Regions from separate parts of the Homo sapiens genome. Here regions 1, 3 and 4 are each linked to region 2. A link is a contact called in ENCODE Hi-C or POLR2A ChIA-PET data. All regions are on one chromosome and are shown on one strand. The core of a region is the stretch at or near the end of the contact, and the rest is flanking DNA. Distances in the headings are between cores, read along the strand shown. Region 1 holds the start of PWWP2B (PWWP domain containing 2B). Region 2 has its middle 11 kb from the start of MIR202HG. Region 3 holds the start of LRRC27 (leucine rich repeat containing 27). Region 4 overlaps INPP5A (inositol polyphosphate-5-phosphatase A).

Region 1 (4,291 bases), core at 1-2,500, 860 kb after region 2:
ATGGTGGAGGGGATGGCAGCTCCCAGGTGGCGATTCTCACCCCCCGAGTGTCCCTCCATCCTGCCCGTGCACTCCCAGCGGTAGCCCACACGGAGCGGGCAGGAACCACACGGGAGCCATATGTTAAATCACGTGACTTGTGGATAAATGGCTTCTGGCACATCTAATGAAGAGATAACGTCTGCGAAATAATTGTGGAAGGAACACGGTCCTCTCTGCTAATTCATGTCACCAGGCAAAAATCTGGGCTCCACGGATGGAAAAAGTTGGGCCTTTACAAGAGGAGCCTTTCCCTGCTCCCAGTTTCAAAAGAAAGCCCTGCAGGAGCGCAGCGAGGCCACAGCCTGATTCATGCCTAATCATTGATCTGGCAGCGACAGCTCCCTGCCATGTGACGCGGTGTCCAGGAGGCTCATCTGCACCGCATGGGTCCCTGCAGCCCGTGCACAGGTGCCTCTCAGGAGGAACCGCCCCGCCCTGCCCTGCGCCCCCCACCCAGGAAGCCAGGGCTCCCGGGGGATGTGCCCACGGCTCCCACAGCTTGTACCTCTTCACGCCCCCATGACTCAGGGCTCCCTGGCCTGAAACTGTTCTTAAATCGCACAGCTGGGCGCAACTGCTCTCCCCGAATCCAAACCTCAGCCGCGGAGTCACTCCCAGCAGCCAGGGGCCCGTGGCCTTCGACAGGGCACCCCCACCTGTGAGGAACTGCCAGGGCAAGGCCACGGCGCATCTGACCCTCCCCTGCTTTAACGACAATTCTGCCAACAGTCGAATTCAACAGTGGCTCTGAACAAAGAAAAGTGCATTAATTATGGCAGATGTGTGGAGTTCCGGGACCCCGGCCCCGCGCCCCCCGCCCCGGCCCGCCCCGGCCCGGCGCCCGCCCCGAAAAGTCGCGACGACTTTGAGAACCACTTTTGCCCCCCCGAGTGGCGGCCGCGCTCGCGCGCCCCGAAACTCAGGCTCGGCAGAAACCGAAAGCGGGCGCCGGGGCCACGCCACCCCCAACCCGGAGGCGGGTCCCGGGTCTCCGGGCGGCGGAGGCGGGTGTCGCGTGGGGACCCCGGGGGTGTCCCGGCCCGCGCCCCCGCTCACTTTTTCGTGCAGTCCAGCAGGATCCCCGCGAAGCTCCGCTCGCCGCAGCTCACCGTGACCACCAGCGCGCCGTTGACGACCTGCTCCACCCGCACCGGCAGCCGGCAGCCGGCGCGCGGCTCCATGCTCCCGCCGCGTCCCAGGCCGCCCCCGCCCCGCCGCCGCCGCCGCCGCCGCCGCCGCCGCCGGGTCAGCCCCGCGCGTGACGCCGCCCCGCGGCCGCCTGACGTCACAAAGCTCCGCTGGGGCGGCCGCCACAGCCGAGCCGAGCCGGGCCGGGGGCGCGCGGCCGCGGGCTCCGCTCCCGGGGACCCCGCCCGCCGCCGCCGCGTCCCGGGAGAAGCCGCGCCCGCCCGCAGAGGTCGGCCGGACGCGCGGTGCGGACCCCCGGGCTGGAGAGGGGGCTGCGCCCGGGCTCGCGGCCCACGCTGGCCGGGAGTGTCCCCTGGCTCGGGAGGACCCGAGAGCCACGAGCCCGGGGGCGGCGGGGGGGACACCCGCCGCGGCCGGAGCCCCGGGACCCCATCCCCCCGCTCCCCTGCCTGGGGCCGGTCCCGGGCCCCCCTCCCCCTCCGGGCCCAGCCCTGCGCCCTCCCTCCCTCCCCGGTGGCCCGGATCCTCCCGCCTGGGGTCGGCCGCCCGCGTGTCCCGGCAGCGCCCCGCGCTGGGCTCTGGTGGCCCCGGGCACTGCGGCGAGGAAGTCCCGGGCGGCGCGCGCAGGAAGCCGGGGCAGGCGGAGGGGACGCGGGGCGCCCGGGGGCAGCGGCCTAGTGTCGCCCTCGCCGCGTGGGGGGCGGGACACTGGGTCGCCCCACTGGGCTCGGCGCCTCTCGGGGCGACAAGCGGGCGCGCGCCCGGCTCAGGGCCACCCTGCGCGCCTGGGGGTGGCCGGCACCGGGGCCCGGGGGGTTAACTCCCTCCGGAGGTCTCGGGCGTGTCTCTTCGGGTTGCCGGGCCCAGGGGCCAGGCGCGCCTCCGCCAGTTTACAAAGGAAACAGCCTCCTTCCCCCGCGGCAGGGGCTCCCCGACCCGCGGGCGAGGAGTGGGAGGTGACGGCGCCGGACCCCCTTCCCCCAGGCGCCCGGCTCCCGCGCCTTCAGGCGTCAAAGCCCCCGACTTCCCCGAGCACCAGCACGTCCGCACCCGGCTCAGAACGCAGGGGCCCGGCCTGCTGCGGTGACCTTGGCCCCGGGCCGGGCTTCTGAGCCGGACTTGCAGCGCCTGACGAGGCCTGGAGGCGGGGCGGGGGACCGCGTAGTTGTCCTGGCGACCCAGCGCCGCCGGGCAGGGCTCCTCCCAGCCTGGGAATTGAGGACCACCGCCCCTGGTGCCACTGGGGACCGTCGGGTCGCTGGCGCCTGTCGACCTCGCCCTCCGGCGGCCGCGCGGCAGTGGGAGCCTCAGAGAGGAGCCAGGGCGGAGTGAGGGAGCCCGCGGGGCCTGGGACACCTGACCGTCCGGCTAGAACAGGGGTAGGGACCGAGGCCGAATGAGCCAGAGTTCTGGCCGGGGACAGTCCCAGAGGAGGCCTGGAAGCCCAGTGAGTGTCTGTCCTCCTCTGTGTGGCCTGGGGCTCCCGCCAACACTAAGCCCTTCCTGGGGCCTCAGGCACCTCAAGGCGCCCCGTTCTCCAGGGTCAGCCAGCCCCTGCCCACTGGTTGCCAGGCTTGCAGTGGAGCCTGCCTGCTGTCCTGCCCACAGGCCTCTGCAGCTGCCCCCTCCAGGGGTGGGGCTGACTTTGGAGGAAAAATGCCAGGCAGCAGGGACCCCCTCGCCACCCTGCTCCAGGTTGGGCTGAGCGGCCATCCTGAGGCTGCCCACTTGCTTGGCTCTTCTTCCTGCCTGCTGGAGAGGCCTGCTGGGCACTGCCCTTTCTGAGCATTGGGGACTGCCAGGGTGAATCAGCATTCAGGCTGGTGGGGCCAGCATGGGGTGGGGCTAATGCACAGGGGGCTGTATGTGGGTGGAGGGATCCAGAAAGAGTGTCCAGGGGAGCACCAGCATTCACCAGGGCCCCACCAGGTGGGCAAAAGCAAGGGCTTCCGAGGTGGGGGTGGGGGTGGGCAGGATCCTCTGCAAGGTGTCTGCGTGCGCCTGGGGCTCCTGGTGACTTCCCACGCCAGCAGGAGGAACAGTTTGGGGTGTGCTGAGGGACCCACCTGTGGACTTGCTGGGCTTTGAGAGGAACCAAGGCTGGGTGGCGGCGGGCAGGACAGGGGAAGAGGGTTCCGGGGCACAGAGGGCCAGACAGATGCACCCAGCAGCTGGCAGCTCTGGCTGGAGAGGGGAAGAGGGCAGTGAGAAGCACGGCTGGCCCATGGTACCTCCTGCCCCTCTGCCCTGCCCGCCTTCCCTCTGCCCTGCCCACCTTCCCTCTGCCCTGCCCGCCTTCCCTCTGCCTCTTCCCCTCTGGCCCGTGCTATTTACTGTGTATTGTTAAGTGAACTTGGAAGCCGTTTTTAAAACCTGCTCTCCACTAGGTAAGGTATAAAAAAGACCATCTGCAGACAGGGAGACCATTTTTGCAACTTAAACGGTGGCTGTTCAGGGCCTCCCCCAGCAGCCCTGCCCCCGCACCTGCTCCCACTTGCTTCCCGCCCCGCTCCAACCTGCTTGTTGAAGAAGAGGCCATGGGAGTTTCCAGAGTCCCCGATTAAAGTGCAGGTGTCCTTGGGGACCTCATCAGCCCAGGTATCCCCTCCTGTCTGACCCTGTATTCGGGGGTTGGGAGGCTGTCCTAGGCTTGCTGCTCTGAGCATCTCCCCAGAGGCCACCCTGCTCATGCCAGTCAGTGAGGTCTGCCCAGTTCTGGGAAGCACCCTGGGTACTGGGGCTGGTGCTGCCCACAGTGAGAGGACCCTGAGCTGCCTGGCTGGGCTGGAGAGGAGCCTCGGGAGTACGCCCCTGGCTGGGGTGAAAAGGCCAAGAGTGGGAAGAGACACCTCCGAGGTCTTTAGACTTTGTCTTCAAGAGACTTGATCCAAACAAAAGGTCCTAAAGCCTTTGGTCCTCTGGCTGTAGGCACAGCCGCAGCAAGGCCTAGGACATGCCCAGCTCGGGACGGCCCAGCCAGTCAGATGGGGTAAGCCAAGGGGACAGGAGAGTGTCCGGAACTTCCACCGGGGCTGGGGGTGGGTGACCAGCAGTTGGCAGGATGGGTGGCCTGAAGGGGTACAGTTGAGGGAGGGACAGG
Region 2 (3,814 bases), core at 1-2,500:
ACACGCGGCTCTGCAGTGTACACCTGACTCTCTGCACACCTGACTCAGTGCACACCCGGCTCTGCAGCGCACACCTGACTCTCTCTGCACACCTGGTTCTCAGTGCACACCCGGCTCTGCAGCGCACACCTGACTCTCTCTGCACACCTGGTTCTCAGTGCACACCCGGCTCTGCAGCGCACACCTGACTCTGCACACTTGGTTCTCAGTGCACACCTGGCTCTCTCTGCAGACCTGATTCTCCGTGCACACCTGGTTCTCAGTGCACACCTGGCTCTCTCTGCAGACCTGATTCTCCGTGCACACCTGGCTCTCTCTGCACACCTGGTTCTCAGCGCACACCTGCTCTCAGTGCACACGCGGCTCTGCAGTGTACACCTGGCTCTCCGTGCACACCTGGTTCTCAGCGCATACCCAGCTCTGTGGTGTAAACCAGGCTTGACAGGCTCTGTGGACCCATGCCTGGCTCTGCAGGTGCACACCTGGCTCTTTCACCAGGGGTCTCCAGTTTTCCTGCGTGCAGGAAGCCCCTTGCCATACCTGCCTCCCCCAGCTCCAGCCATCAGGACCCTTAAGGGATGCTGGATGGGAGCCCGGACTCCACACAGACGTTCACTCCAGGCCTGCTGGGCAGTGCACGGCCACATCCGGAAGAATCCCTCTCACCCCAGGCACCTGCCTCGGGCACAGTGGCCACAGGAGAGGCCTGCTGACCGCCTCCTAAACCTTCCTATACTGGAAGCACAGACTCAGCCAGTCTCCAGCAGCAAACAACGTGACCCACTGTGGAAAAGCTGAGCTGCCTCAAAGGACGTTTCCCAGGTGAAGCCCAGGAATGACGGCCACATATGGGCAGAGCTGGGTGGCAAGGGGCAGGCCTGTGCTCAGTAGACTCAGCCGGACCAGGGCCCCCATGTGGACCCAACGCCACTCGCCGGTCATCCCAACAGTGTCTCTCGCTCAGAGACAAACTCCAAAGGCCAGGGGGTCTCTGCTGACTCTTCCAGGGCATCCATCTGACCCCATGCTGTGCAACAACTAAGCCAGGGCCCTCCGTGGAGTCGCCTTAAACTGCAGCTTGAGCTGCTTTCCCTCTGGGTGTCATGATGCAGCTGTGATTCTTGCTGCCACACGTGGATCATGGAGGCCGTGACTGGGAAGCCAGCAGCTTCACTTCCTGCCACCACTCCCTCTCTGCCAGGCTGCGGTCAATCTGAAGCCACAAAATGACGTCACTTTCCTGCTTTCTCCAGAAAACAGCTCATCCAGATCTGGGCACCCGCTCAGGAACCGCGATGTCGACATCATCTCCAAGAGCCCCTTCAACCCCGAGGCCCCTTGGGCACAGCCTGCACACCTGCCCCACACACTCTGTCCTGTGTCCCGGGCCCCTGTCTTGAGGTTCTGCCCTCCCCGGTGCCCCTGGGCCGAGGGCTTAGTCCCCTGCGGGGTCTCAGGAAGGAACTTCAGGGCCACAAACCTCAGGAGGGTTCCAAAGCCGCCTCAGGAGGCAAGGCGAAGGCAGCTGAAAGCAGCCGCTTCCTCCCTGAGCCAGAAGGCAAGGCCCCCTCCCCCTGCACGGCCAGCTGCTGCACCGCCCTGCAGGGGCACTGAGGCACAGCCCTCTCCACCCAGTGTCCCTGCAGTGCATAGGCTGAGAGGGCGGCTTCCCAAAGACTGGCCTGGTCAGGTGTGGTCAGCTACCCGGGGCCGCCTGTTCCCAGAGCCCCTCTCGAAGCCAGGCCAGGGCTGCCTCTAGGAAGGGGCCATTCCCAGGGGAGCAGCCCCTCAGTGCCACAGTGGGCTGGGGAGGGCCACGGCGGGTGCCAGCCCCCAGGGTCCGCCGCTTCCCCGCTGTCAGGGGGACTCGGTCCTGGCTCAGGAGTCCGGGTCATGCTGGGTCATGCACGTGGCAGGCTGCAAGCGGTGCTCCTGGAATCAGGAGACTCAGGTTTTCTGGAGTCACTGCAGTGACCCCTCAGAGACAGGGCTCCCACAGCACAGATTTCAGCAGGTCCTGCAGCTGGGGCTGGGCAGGAAGTGCTGGGGAAGGGCCTGGCCGAGAAGCCCGAGCCAACCCAGGCCTAGGCAGCTTCTGTCAGGAGCTGTGGCAGTGCCAGACCCTGCCCTGCCACCCCGGGTGGTGACAGCACAGGCCACCGCTCAGCTCCAGGTGCCCCCACAGGCTCATGCACACACAAACAGGGCTGCCTGCCACCTGCGAGGAACCTGCTCTCTCCAGGGACTCAGAAACAGGCGCCAGGCCAGAGACACACCACAGCCAGAAAGGCAGGTATCAGGAGCCAGCGGGTGCTTGGTGCCTGGAGGCCACACCCCAGACACCCACAGGCAGGGCCGGCTCACCCGCCGGAAGACAGGCCCAGGAGGCCCTCTGCAGGGTCCCCAGGATGACCAGGGCCCTGGTGGCATGAGGCTGGTGGAGGGTGTTGAAGCCAGGAACCCTCTCGATGGAGTATGGACCCCATCCTGGCTGGAGGAGAGGTTGTCAGGGCGGGGCTGGCCCTTGGGAGGCACCACAACCCCTGTGCAGGGTACCCCAACCGGGGAGAAGCCACCAGGCCACGCTGGAGTGGGAGCCAGGACCTCAGCGCCAGGTCCCCACCGCGTCTGCCGTGCCCACCCCTAGAGGGTGCTGAATCCTGGCCCCTCCCAGCTCTGGGTGTGTGGTGGGGAGGAGCTGCTTCTCTCCGTCCTCACCCGGCCTTGCCCTCGGCCAGCAAAGACCGCAGAGGAGAGTGAGACCCTTGGGAGCTCCCTGGGCTCAGGGGTTCTGAGTGCCTGTGCTGGGACCTTGGACGGCCAAGACACCGCTTGACTTCCACCTTCTGTCCTCTGGCGCCCGCCTGCACCTGGTCCTCTGCCTGCCCACGCGGCCAGCTAGAAAGCGCGCGCCCTCCAGTGGGAAGGAGAGCAAGGAGTAAAACGTCCCGCCAGGGAGTGGGGAGTGTCAGGAAATTAGGAGGAAGTGTCGGGGCTGCGGCTTGCCGGGATGTAGGAGCACAGGCCCTGGGGCAGAGGAGGGGCGGGGGGAGCCGTGAGAGGCCCGGAGGGAGCAGGGGAGGTGGAGAGGAGCTTTCCCCAGTGGAGCTGGCAGGAAGAGTCCCAGGTGCAAGGAGCGCATTTTAGAATTCCAGGACTCGGGAGGAAACCTGCAGGATGAGGGCTCCCCTTGGGGGCGGCCTGCATTTCTCAGCGGGAAGGTGGGTGTGGGTGCCCCTCACATCACCTGGCGTTTATTTTTGCATGTGTGAAATATAACAACAATTTCCTAGGGGAAAACACCCTAGGGTGCACAAAAGTTGTAAAAATGGGAACATATGGTCCGAAACTCACTGCTGAATAATGTGCTGTCATGAAATTTACTTCAAAAACCCCCTCACGGAGTACAATCTTGGGTAGATGAAGGAGAAAAAAAGTAAAAATGAATTTAAAAATCTCTTAAAGCTTCTGTTTTTTGTTTTTTATTTTTGAGACAGATCTGGCTCTGCTGCCCAGGCCGGAGAACAGCTCACTGCAGCTGGAGCCGTTCTCCCACCTCAGCCTCCGGCACGTGCCACCACGCCCAGCTAATTCTTTTCTTTTCCTTTTTTTTTTTTTTTTTTTTTGAGACAGGGGTCTCACTCTGTTGCCCAGACTAGAGTGTAGTGGCACAATCTCAGCTCACTGCAACCTCCACCTCCTGGGTTGAAACGATTCTCCTGCCTCAGCCTCCCAAGTAGCTGAGATTACAGGCGCCCGCCACCACGCCCGGCTAATTTTTGTATTTTAGTAGAGACGGGGTTTCACCATATTG
Region 3 (4,212 bases), core at 943-3,442, 930 kb after region 2:
ATGTTCCAGACACTGAACTTTCACATTATTCATTTTCACAATAAATGATGTGAAAACATGATCATTCCGACATTCCAGATTAAACCAAATGAGGTTTAAGGAAATTCTGTGAGTCCCAGCAGGGACAAGTGCTGCAGGGGGAACCCTCAACTGTCTAACATCAAACCTGTGCCCTCACAGAAGCTTTCTCTAGAAATCACATGGACAAGACAGCATCTACTGCGGACTGACCCGGAGAAGGGCCGGGCACAAAGTAAAACCAGTGTGTAACATGAGCAAAATCATGGGTGAGAACAAAGTTTTTAACTGCTCATGTTGCCTGATTTTCTTTAAGGTTTTGTGTTTTAATTAAGAGACCAAGCGTGTTTGGCAGTAGTTTCTACCACAGGTTTTGAGAGATGAACTGCAAGGAAGAGAACAGACACCTTCATCTAAATAGATGTACTATTTCCATTGGTTGGTCCCCATCATGAATTTCCCATTTTGTTGTGATTGGCGTATGAAACTATGAGTTAACCTTTCCTCTATTTAATTTTAGAATTCATCAATTCCAAAGAGAAAGAAGCCTACAAATAAAGCCCAGGGGTACATTCCCATTTCTGTCTATAGGGGACCTGTGGGCACACAGCCTGAGGAGCAGCCCCACTTACTTGAAGGCTGGGGATTCTAAAGACCTCCTCCAAACGGCACAGACCACTTTCACTCAAGTCTAAAATCGGTGAGGAGGAAAAGATGATGCCTCCAACACCCTTGTGAACATCTTTGGAGGGGGTGGCAGGCAAGCTCCTAGTCTGACCAGCACCCTCCTCCAGATCAGCAGCAGCCACAGAGGGAACTTCGTAGGAGCTGCTTCCCTCCATCCGTTCTCTTCCAGGGACAGCAGCTCATCCTCCTTGGTCTGGAGTCACCTGGAGACACGGGAAAGGGAAACGTAGAAGCAACTAATTATACCGAGGCAAAACAGAATAGCTGTGTGGCAGATCTACTGTAATGTAACTTGCTTTAAAAGCTATCATTTTTCCTAAGCAGTAGCAAAAATTTGACTTTTAAACATGTAAAAAAAAAAAAAAGGAATACAAAGAGGTTCAGATTAAAATTCTCTGCTCTCACTTTGTACAATGGAGTTCCAAGATTTAACTCCTGGAAAACGCAAAGGCGCACAATAGTAATGATCATTTTAGGGATGTAAACAGATCGGAACATTTCAAAGCCTGTAAATCAACTGCAACGCTTCCATGAAATGACTAGGGGCGGGTGGAAATTTGCACTGTTTCTTACCTCTGGTGTGGTTCTGTGCCATTTGAACTATGTTTTTAGTTTCTTGAGGCCAGGAAGCCTGTCTTTTGTTTACCATTTTGACCCAGTGACCAGAACTAAGTCTGGCTTACACCCAGTTAAGCACCGGGGAAAAACCTGTTAAATTAATCTCGAATTTTCGTTGTCCAGCAACACTTTTACTCAGAAGTATTGTTCACCAAAATCTCATTCAGCGAGGCACACTTCCACTTGCAATTTCCAAACAATTTATTCGGCAATAAGAATCAACGTTGGAATGCATCAGTTCACCTAATTCAAGTCACTCAACAGCCCAATGATTGGCATATGAGGCGCAGATCAGTTAGGGAACTGTTCCAGGGGCGCAGTTAATTGGGGGGTAGAGGCGACACCGGGACCCAGCAGGGTTCAACCCCAGGCAGCCTGCATTCCATGGAAGCCCGCGGGCTTTTTCACGGTCAGTTCACTTGTTTTCTCCGAATCACGGAACTTAAAACAGAGGAGGGGAGGCTTCAAACCTCAGAACAGGGAAAGTATCTTAAAACCAGAAGTGAAACAACAGCCTGGACTCACACAGGGCCCAGGCAGCGCAGGCTCCGTGGGGTTTCCGAGGCTGCCTTCAAGGGATCCCCACGCACGCCCACCCCCGCTCCCTGCCTCGATTTCCCCATCCGGGCGAGGCTGAGTTGGGTCCGACGCTCTGGGCCTCACATTCCAGGCCTCAGAAGGGCAGCCTTTGCGGTCAGCATCGCGGCTGGAGCTAGGCGACAGGGCACGACGGGCCGAGGCACCACCTTCCTGCCGCCGCCCGCCTCGAGGGCTCAGCGAGCTGGCCGTACCCGCCCCGTCTCACCTGCCGCGTCCCCGCCCACTGAAGCGCTGGCGAGCCCCGCCGCTGAGAGCAGCAGCCCGACAATGGAGGCCACCCAGCCAACGCGGTCGCCATGGAGACGCCGGTACGGAATCCCGCAGGCGCCACGCTGAGCGCGAGTGTGTCTGTGATGCGCCTGCGCGAGGGGTGTGGTGCGCCTGCGCGCGGGGGTGTGCGTGTTGTGGGGGTTTGTGCCTGCGTGCGGGGGCGGGGTGTGGGTGCCCCTGCGCGGCAGGGGGTCGGGTGTGGTGCGCCTGCCCGGGAGGGGGCGGGGTGTGGTGCGCCTGCGCTGGGGCGGGGGGTTGCGCTTGCGGTGGGGGGGTTGTGGTGCGCCTGCGCGGGGGTGGCAGGGGGTGGTGCGCCTGCGCACGCACGCGGCCAACGGTAGCATCCGTTTTTCCGCGCCCGCGGCCTTGAAGGGGTGGTGGTCGACGGGCAAGTAGAGACCGCGAGGGTCTGGAGGGGCGACCGGCCTGGCACAGAGGGGAAGGAAGAGAGCGGGATGCTAAGTGCCGTCTGGGGAGCCGGAGGGCCCGGGGCGGGCGGGGCTGCTCGAGGACAGCCGAGCAGAAAAGAATTGCTGCTGAGGCACCACCTTTGGAGCGGTCCTCGCTGCCTGTCCTTCCCGCTGGGCTCACTCCCCGCGTCTCTCCTGGGGCTTCCTGGAGCCACTTCCCACAGGAGCTGCTTGTCCCCAAATCTTGCCTCAGGACTTGCTGCCAGGGGAACGCAGACTCAGAGCGTCCTCTTTGGAGAAGTAAGGCTGCCTCTGGACGGAGGAGTGAGGGGGGCGAGGAAACGCAGTGAGTGTCCTGAGGAAGGGTTTTGAGAATTTGGAAGAAGATGAAATGACACCGGGCGGGAGGGGAGGTGCTCGCGTGGTCCTGTGGAACCCTGGAGTCCCGTGCACCTTCATTCCAGGATCCAACTGATAATGAAAAGTAGCACCCTCTGTCCCACCCAGAAACACTCTGGAAACCCGGACAGTTTAGCTGGAGTCTGCCATGATTTCACTTTTTTTTTTTTTTTTTTTTTTTTGAGGTGGAGTCTTGCTTTGTCTCCCAGGCTGGAGTGCAGTAGCGCGATCTCGGCCCACTGCGACCTCCGCCTCCCAGGTTCAAGCAATTCTCCTGCCTCAGCCTCCCCAGTAGCTGGGACTACAGGCGCGCGCCACCACGTCCAGCTAATTTTTGTATTTTTAGTAGAGACGGGGTTTCATCATGTTGGCCAGGCTGGTCTCGATCTCCTGACCTCATGATCCGCCCCCCTCGGCCTCCCAAAGTGCTGGGATTACAGGCATGAGCCACCGTGCCCGGCCTGATTCCACTTTTTAAAGGAAACGACATAATTATGTGGAGAAACGACTATCCACTTTGAGGGGATTTACGTTTTATTTTTGTGAAGAGATCACAGTAAGAAATGTTTTTTAGGCCGGACACGATGGCTCACGCCTGTAACCCTAGCACTTTGGGAGGCCAGGGTGGGAAGATCGCTTGAGGCCAGGAGTTGGAGACCAGCCTGGGCAACCCAGTCTCTACAAAAATTAAAAAAAAAAAAAAAAAAAAATGCTGGGTGTGGTGGCACACACCTGTAGTTCCAGCTGTGTGGGAGGGTGAGGCAAGAGGATCGCTTGAACCTAGGATTTTGAGGCTGCAGTGAGTTATGATTGTGCCACTTAATGTCAGCTTCGGTGACAGCGAGACCCTGTCTCAAAAAAAAAGTTTTCGTACATACCCAACTATCTACCAATCAGGAAGCTGAAAGCACAACCAGTACCTTCTCAGGAGCGTGGGGAGGCCAGCCACCCGGGCAGAGCAAGGAGAGAATGAGGAGTGACATGGGTGTTGCCGTGAGTGGCGAAGGGGATGGAAGATTTCAGCACGATGCTATTTCTAACAAGTTTCAGCATTCCAGTATCTCTTTTCACAAATAAAACATTTACTAACCATTTGAGCGTATTCCCTCTTGCTTGTTATTGTTGCCTCAGGTTTTTGTTTCACATTTTTCATGCTACATTAATTTTTGTAGTCAGTAGTTAATTGTATGTACGAGCATGTTTTGCCCTT
Region 4 (4,341 bases), core at 411-2,910, 690 kb after region 2:
CCCTGGGCAGCCTCAGCATCCCTCCCAGGGAAAGCAGCCCCGGGCGGGCGTGCTCAGCATCCCCCTCCCCCAGGACAGCACCAGCACAGCCCTACGAAAGGCCCCACCCCCAGAAACCACGACTCCTCCCAGGCAAGCTGTGCAGCTCAGGCACCTCCCTGCAAAACAGAAGCTCAGGGAAGGCCTCTGGTCCAGGTGAGGGGCCCCACACCAGGGGCATCTTGCCACCAGGGGCATCTTGCCACCAGGGGCATCTTGCCAGCTGAGAAACTCCGACATTCTTCTGAAGGCCCCCCCATGGGCCACAGGCGTTTTCCTCTGAGTATCACAATGGTCCCTCCGGCCAGCCTCTCGGCACACCTGGGCCAATACCCTGTGGGTTTCCGGCCAGGCTCTTGGATGAGTCACCTTTTCCTAGACTATCTGCGGTGCCAGACATGAGCTGTCAAATCCCCAGTGTGTAAGTCCCAAGAGGGCTCTGCAGGCTCGTCCTGTGCTGCATGCTACTCAGCAGGCCTGAGTCTCTTCTAGTCAGGAGGGACCACAGGAAACAGTGAGACAGAGGGGCACAGCAGTGGGGGACAGAGGTGGTGGTCAGGGTGCGGCCCACTCTGCCTCTAGCCCAGTCGGTCGTTAACAAGCTCAGATGCCAGAGCCAGCCCCAGCTCAGTTCACACCCTGCCCCCTCCACCTGCTACCGCAGGGCCTCACACTGGCTGCTCACTCGCTAGCCCCTGTCTTTCCATCTGTGCAATGGAGCAACACAGCACAGGCATCAGGGCTGTGGAGATGATAGGTCTCCCTTCAGACACTCGAGGTCCTTACAGCACGCACGTCAGGGCTGCGGGGATGACAGGTCTGCCTGCAGACACTCCGGGTCCTTACGGCACAAACGTCAGGGCTGACATACCTAGAGACACACCACATCCTTACAGCACTATCTGGCACATAAAGGACATAAATATCAGCTGCACTTTTTTTAAATTTAGCTAAGCTCCTTAATAGCTCTGTGTAGTCCAAAGTTGGTGGTTTTGATTATCAGTGGTCCTGAGTGACCCAGAACCACACACAGCGGCAGGAGCTGGGCCTCTGTGTTCACCCAAAGGGAACTGAAAGAAGCCCTTCCCCGCAGCTGGGGAGGACAAGGCCCAGACAGGCCCATGTGGCAGAGCCCGGCGTGCCAGCAGAGAGGGTAGGCAGGTCCCAGCAGTGTGATGAGGGATGGGTGTGTCCTTGCGCCAATGGCCCTCCTCCTCTGCTCGGCAGGAGCCTCTGGCCTCGCTGCTTTGCTAGGCGATCTCTCCTTTTCTCCCTCTTGCTGTTCACCTCATTCAGCAAAAGGCACCTGCCTCATGCTGCATTCCCAGGTAGCTGCTGTCAGGGCCAGGGAAGGTGTCCAAAGGGCCCAGGGCGGAGCCCACGGTGAGGAGGGCCCAGCAGGTGGGCGTGCACTGTGCCCAGCTGGACCTGGCCAGGCAGCAGGAGGGGTTTGGAGAATGTTCCAACGCCCCGAACCCACGGGAGTAGGCTGTGGTGGGGAGGGAGTGCCTCGTTTTCATCCCTCAGCCCCCACCCACCAGGAGAGCCAGGCAGGCTGCTGCCGTGTGATGCGCCGCTGTGCCGATGAGAGGCGACCTGAGAGCAGCAGCGGCCGGAAGGACGGCCCTCTATCCACATCGCAGCACGAAGCTCACTGGCACAGAACACCCCCACCTCCTGCTGTCCTGGCAGCCCAGAAACACCCAGCACCAGCCAGTCACCCAGAAGTGTCACCACCGTATGGGTGTCCCCAGCCACCACTTCCAAATGGCTCAGTTGGTCCCTTGGTTTTATTGTTGGTGCACTGGAATTCTTACAAAAAAAAAAAAGTGTTTTGGTACTTAGAAACACAAGAGCTGAAAACGAAATATTCAAAGCAAACACCCACAATGAAGATTCAGTGGCCAAGTTGCCCAGTTCTCCCATGAGTCTGTGTGTGGTCAGCACCAGCAGCAGCACCAGGCCAGCGGGGGTTCAAGGACCCAGTGACAGCTAGAGAAGCCTTGCCACCCCTTTCTCCCCTCCCCAGACAGGATCGCAGAGGGACTCCACATACCTCGTCGGAAGGAAAACCCTCCAGCTCCACCCGAACTCCTCCCGCTTCCCAGGGCCAGAGATGAAACTGATGGATACGAAGGTGCCCACGGGGCATCCACAGAAGGGCTACAGTTAACAGTGAGCCCAAATGGTCATCTGGTTCTATGAGAGCTCACAGCTCAAGGCAAACGTGCAGTCACCAACAAGAAAATATCAGCAGAGCGCAGGCTCACACCTGTAATCCCAGCACTTTGGGAGGCTGAGGCGAGTGGATCACCTGAGGTCAGGAGTTTGAGACCAGCCTGGCCAATAAGGCGAAACCCCGTCTCTACTAAAAATTCAATTAAAAAAAACAGTGGGGGCCCAGCGCGGTGGCTCACGCCTGTAATCTCAGCACTTTGGGAGACTGAGGTGAGTGGATCACCTGAGGTCAGGAGTTCGAGACCAGCCTGGCCAATATGGTGAAACCCCATCTCTACTAAAAATGCAATTTAAAAAAAACAGTGGGGGCCCAGTGCGGTGGCTCACACCTGTAATCCCAGCACTTTGGGAGGCCGAGGTGAGTGGATCACCTGAGGTCAGGAGTTTGAGACCAGCCTGGCCAATATGGTGAAACCCCATCTCTACTAAAAATTCAATTAAAAAAAAACAGTGGGGGCCCAGTGCGGTGGCTCACACCTGTAATCACAGCACTTTGGGAGGCTGAGGCGAGTGGATCACCTGAGGTCAGGAGTTCGAGACCAGCCTGGCCAATATGGCGAAACCCCATCTCTACTAAAAATTTAATTAAAAAAAACAGTGGGGACCCAGCGAGGTGGCTCACGCCTGTAATCCCAGCACTTTGGGAGGCTGAGGCAGAGAATCGCTTGCACTCAGGAGTTCGAGACCAGCCTGGGCAACATACTGAGACCCCGTCTCTACAAAAAATAAACAAAATTAGGCGGTCATGGTGGCACATTCCTGTAAACCCAGCTACTCAGGGGGCTGAGTTGGGAGGATCCCTTGAGCCTGGGAGGGAGGTGGAGGCTGCAGTGAGCATTGATCCCACCACTGCACTCCAGCCTATGCAACAGGGCGAGACCCTGTCTCAAAGAAACCAAAAACAAACTAACAAAAAAACAAGCAAAATGCAGAAACATTTACAAGACCATGTCAGCTTCATATTAACAGAAGAAACCATGTGAGATAAAATTTTTATTATTTTTAACCAAAAAGAATTGACAATCCAAAAGAAAAACATGTAGAAAGTATAAGAACTTAACACTCTCTGCTGTATGGTGAGAATTAATCAGATGCTCAATGTTTAAAATAATTTCAAAAAAAGAATACCAGTAAGACCAACATGGAGAAACCCTGTCTCTACTAAAAATACAAAAATTAGACAGGCATGGTGGAACATGCCTGTAATCCCAGCTACTCGAGAGGCTGAGGCAGGAGAATCGCTCGAATCCAAGAGGCGGAGGTTGTGGTGAGCCGAGATCGTGCCATCGCACTCCAGCCTGGGTGACCGAGCGAGATTCCGTCTCAAAAAAAAAAAAAAAAAAAAAATGCCGGTAAGAACATATTGTGATCTATGTTGCCTTGCTCTTTGCAAATATATGTAGTAAACTTACATAGTTTTGACAATACAATTTCTGTACTTATTCACTAAGCTTCAATTGTCTCAAAAAAATTCTTTTTTGTGTTTTGTTTTGTTTTGTTTGAGACAGAGTTTCACTCTTGTCGCCCAGGCTGGAATGCAATAGTGCAATCTCGGCTCACTGGAACCTCCACCTCCTGGGTTCAAGCCATTCTCCTCCCTCAGTCTCCTGAGTGGCTGATATTACGGGTGCCCAACACCACGGATGGCTAATTTTTTTTTTTTTGTATTTTTAGTAGAGATGGGGTTTTACCACATTGGCCAGGCTGGTCTCAAGCTCCTGACCTCAGGTGATCCACCCACCTCAGCCTCCCAATTACCAGCCTCCCAGTAATCCCAGTAGCTGGGATTACAGGCGTGAGCCACTGTGCCCAGGCCACAAAAATTCTTAATTTACAAATGGAAAACTTGAGGCTTTAATTGAAGGCAGCTTAATAATTCTGTTATCTCATGGAGCCATTAAGGGCAACTTTTGAAATATTAAAACAAACTTCGCTATCGATACACATGGAAATGGCTTCCAGAGAAACACATAGGAACCCTTAGCCGGGTCCTCCACAGGTGGTACCAGGTGAACACCAGGAAAAATGTCTGGTGTTTCAGCCAATTTTTTTTTTTTTTTTTTT

What was found. A loop is a pair of places that touch in the nucleus more often than their neighbours do. ChIA-PET counts read pairs that join two places held with the same protein, here RNA polymerase II (POLR2A). Pooled maps may share reads with other maps.
Region 1: a pooled map shows a loop between it and region 2 (4-fold over the local background). The contact joins the promoter of PWWP2B here to the enhancer-like site in region 2. A Hi-C loop is called at or near these places in 4 of 50 pooled maps.
Region 3: a loop to region 2 is called in a map of B cell, with 15 times the contacts of the local background. The contact joins the promoter of LRRC27 here to the enhancer-like site in region 2. A Hi-C loop is called at or near these places in 1 of 168 maps with a recorded cell type or tissue (B cell), 4 of 37 single-sample maps with no recorded cell type and 14 of 50 pooled maps. POLR2A ChIA-PET finds 5 or more read pairs at or near these places in 1 of 52 experiments (MCF 10A).
Region 4: a map of heart left ventricle shows a loop between it and region 2 (13-fold over the local background). The contact joins two enhancer-like sites. A Hi-C loop is called at or near these places in 1 of 168 maps with a recorded cell type or tissue (heart left ventricle) and 5 of 50 pooled maps. POLR2A ChIA-PET finds 5 or more read pairs at or near these places in 1 of 52 experiments (activated CD4-positive, alpha-beta T cell).

Annotation. Positions count from the first base shown.
Region 1 is chr10:132,394,159-132,398,449 of GRCh38, reverse strand. It overlaps PWWP2B (PWWP domain containing 2B), which reads right to left and starts at 1,250. Exons shown (of 3, transcript NM_138499.4): 1 at 1,099-1,250. The coding sequence starts at 1,223. It overlaps LOC124902526 (a long non-coding RNA gene), which reads left to right and starts at 1,894. Exons shown (of 2, transcript XR_007062342.1): 1 at 1,894-3,789; 2 at 4,120-4,291. RefSeq lists enhancers at 1-192, 193-715, 2,286-2,808, 2,809-3,332 and silencers at 978-1,117, 1,128-1,237, 1,648-2,077, 2,098-2,477.
Region 2 is chr10:133,256,792-133,260,605 of GRCh38, reverse strand. No RefSeq gene overlaps it. Among named protein-coding and RNA genes, the nearest start is that of MIR202HG, 11 kb to the right of the region's middle. RefSeq lists enhancers at 1,221-1,270, 2,269-2,568. Within about 2 kb of position 1,250, at least 33 of the 41 ENCODE cell types and tissues checked have a DNase peak (open chromatin) inside an H3K27ac peak, as active enhancers do; they include B cell, where a contact is called at or near this core.
Region 3 is chr10:132,330,173-132,334,384 of GRCh38, reverse strand. It overlaps LRRC27 (leucine rich repeat containing 27), which reads right to left and starts at 2,192. Exons shown (of 11, transcript NM_030626.3): 1 at 2,129-2,192; 2 at 651-908. The coding sequence starts at 860. It also overlaps a transcript of STK32C not described here. RefSeq lists a silencer at 2,371-2,490 and an enhancer at 2,375-2,909.
Region 4 is chr10:132,568,195-132,572,535 of GRCh38, reverse strand. All of the region lies in intron 1 of INPP5A (inositol polyphosphate-5-phosphatase A), which reads right to left. Among named protein-coding and RNA genes, the nearest start is that of INPP5A, 33 kb to the right of the region's middle. RefSeq lists enhancers at 111-160, 171-320, 1-660, 821-960, 1,430-2,200. Within about 2 kb of position 1,660, at least 9 of the 41 ENCODE cell types and tissues checked have a DNase peak (open chromatin) inside an H3K27ac peak, as active enhancers do.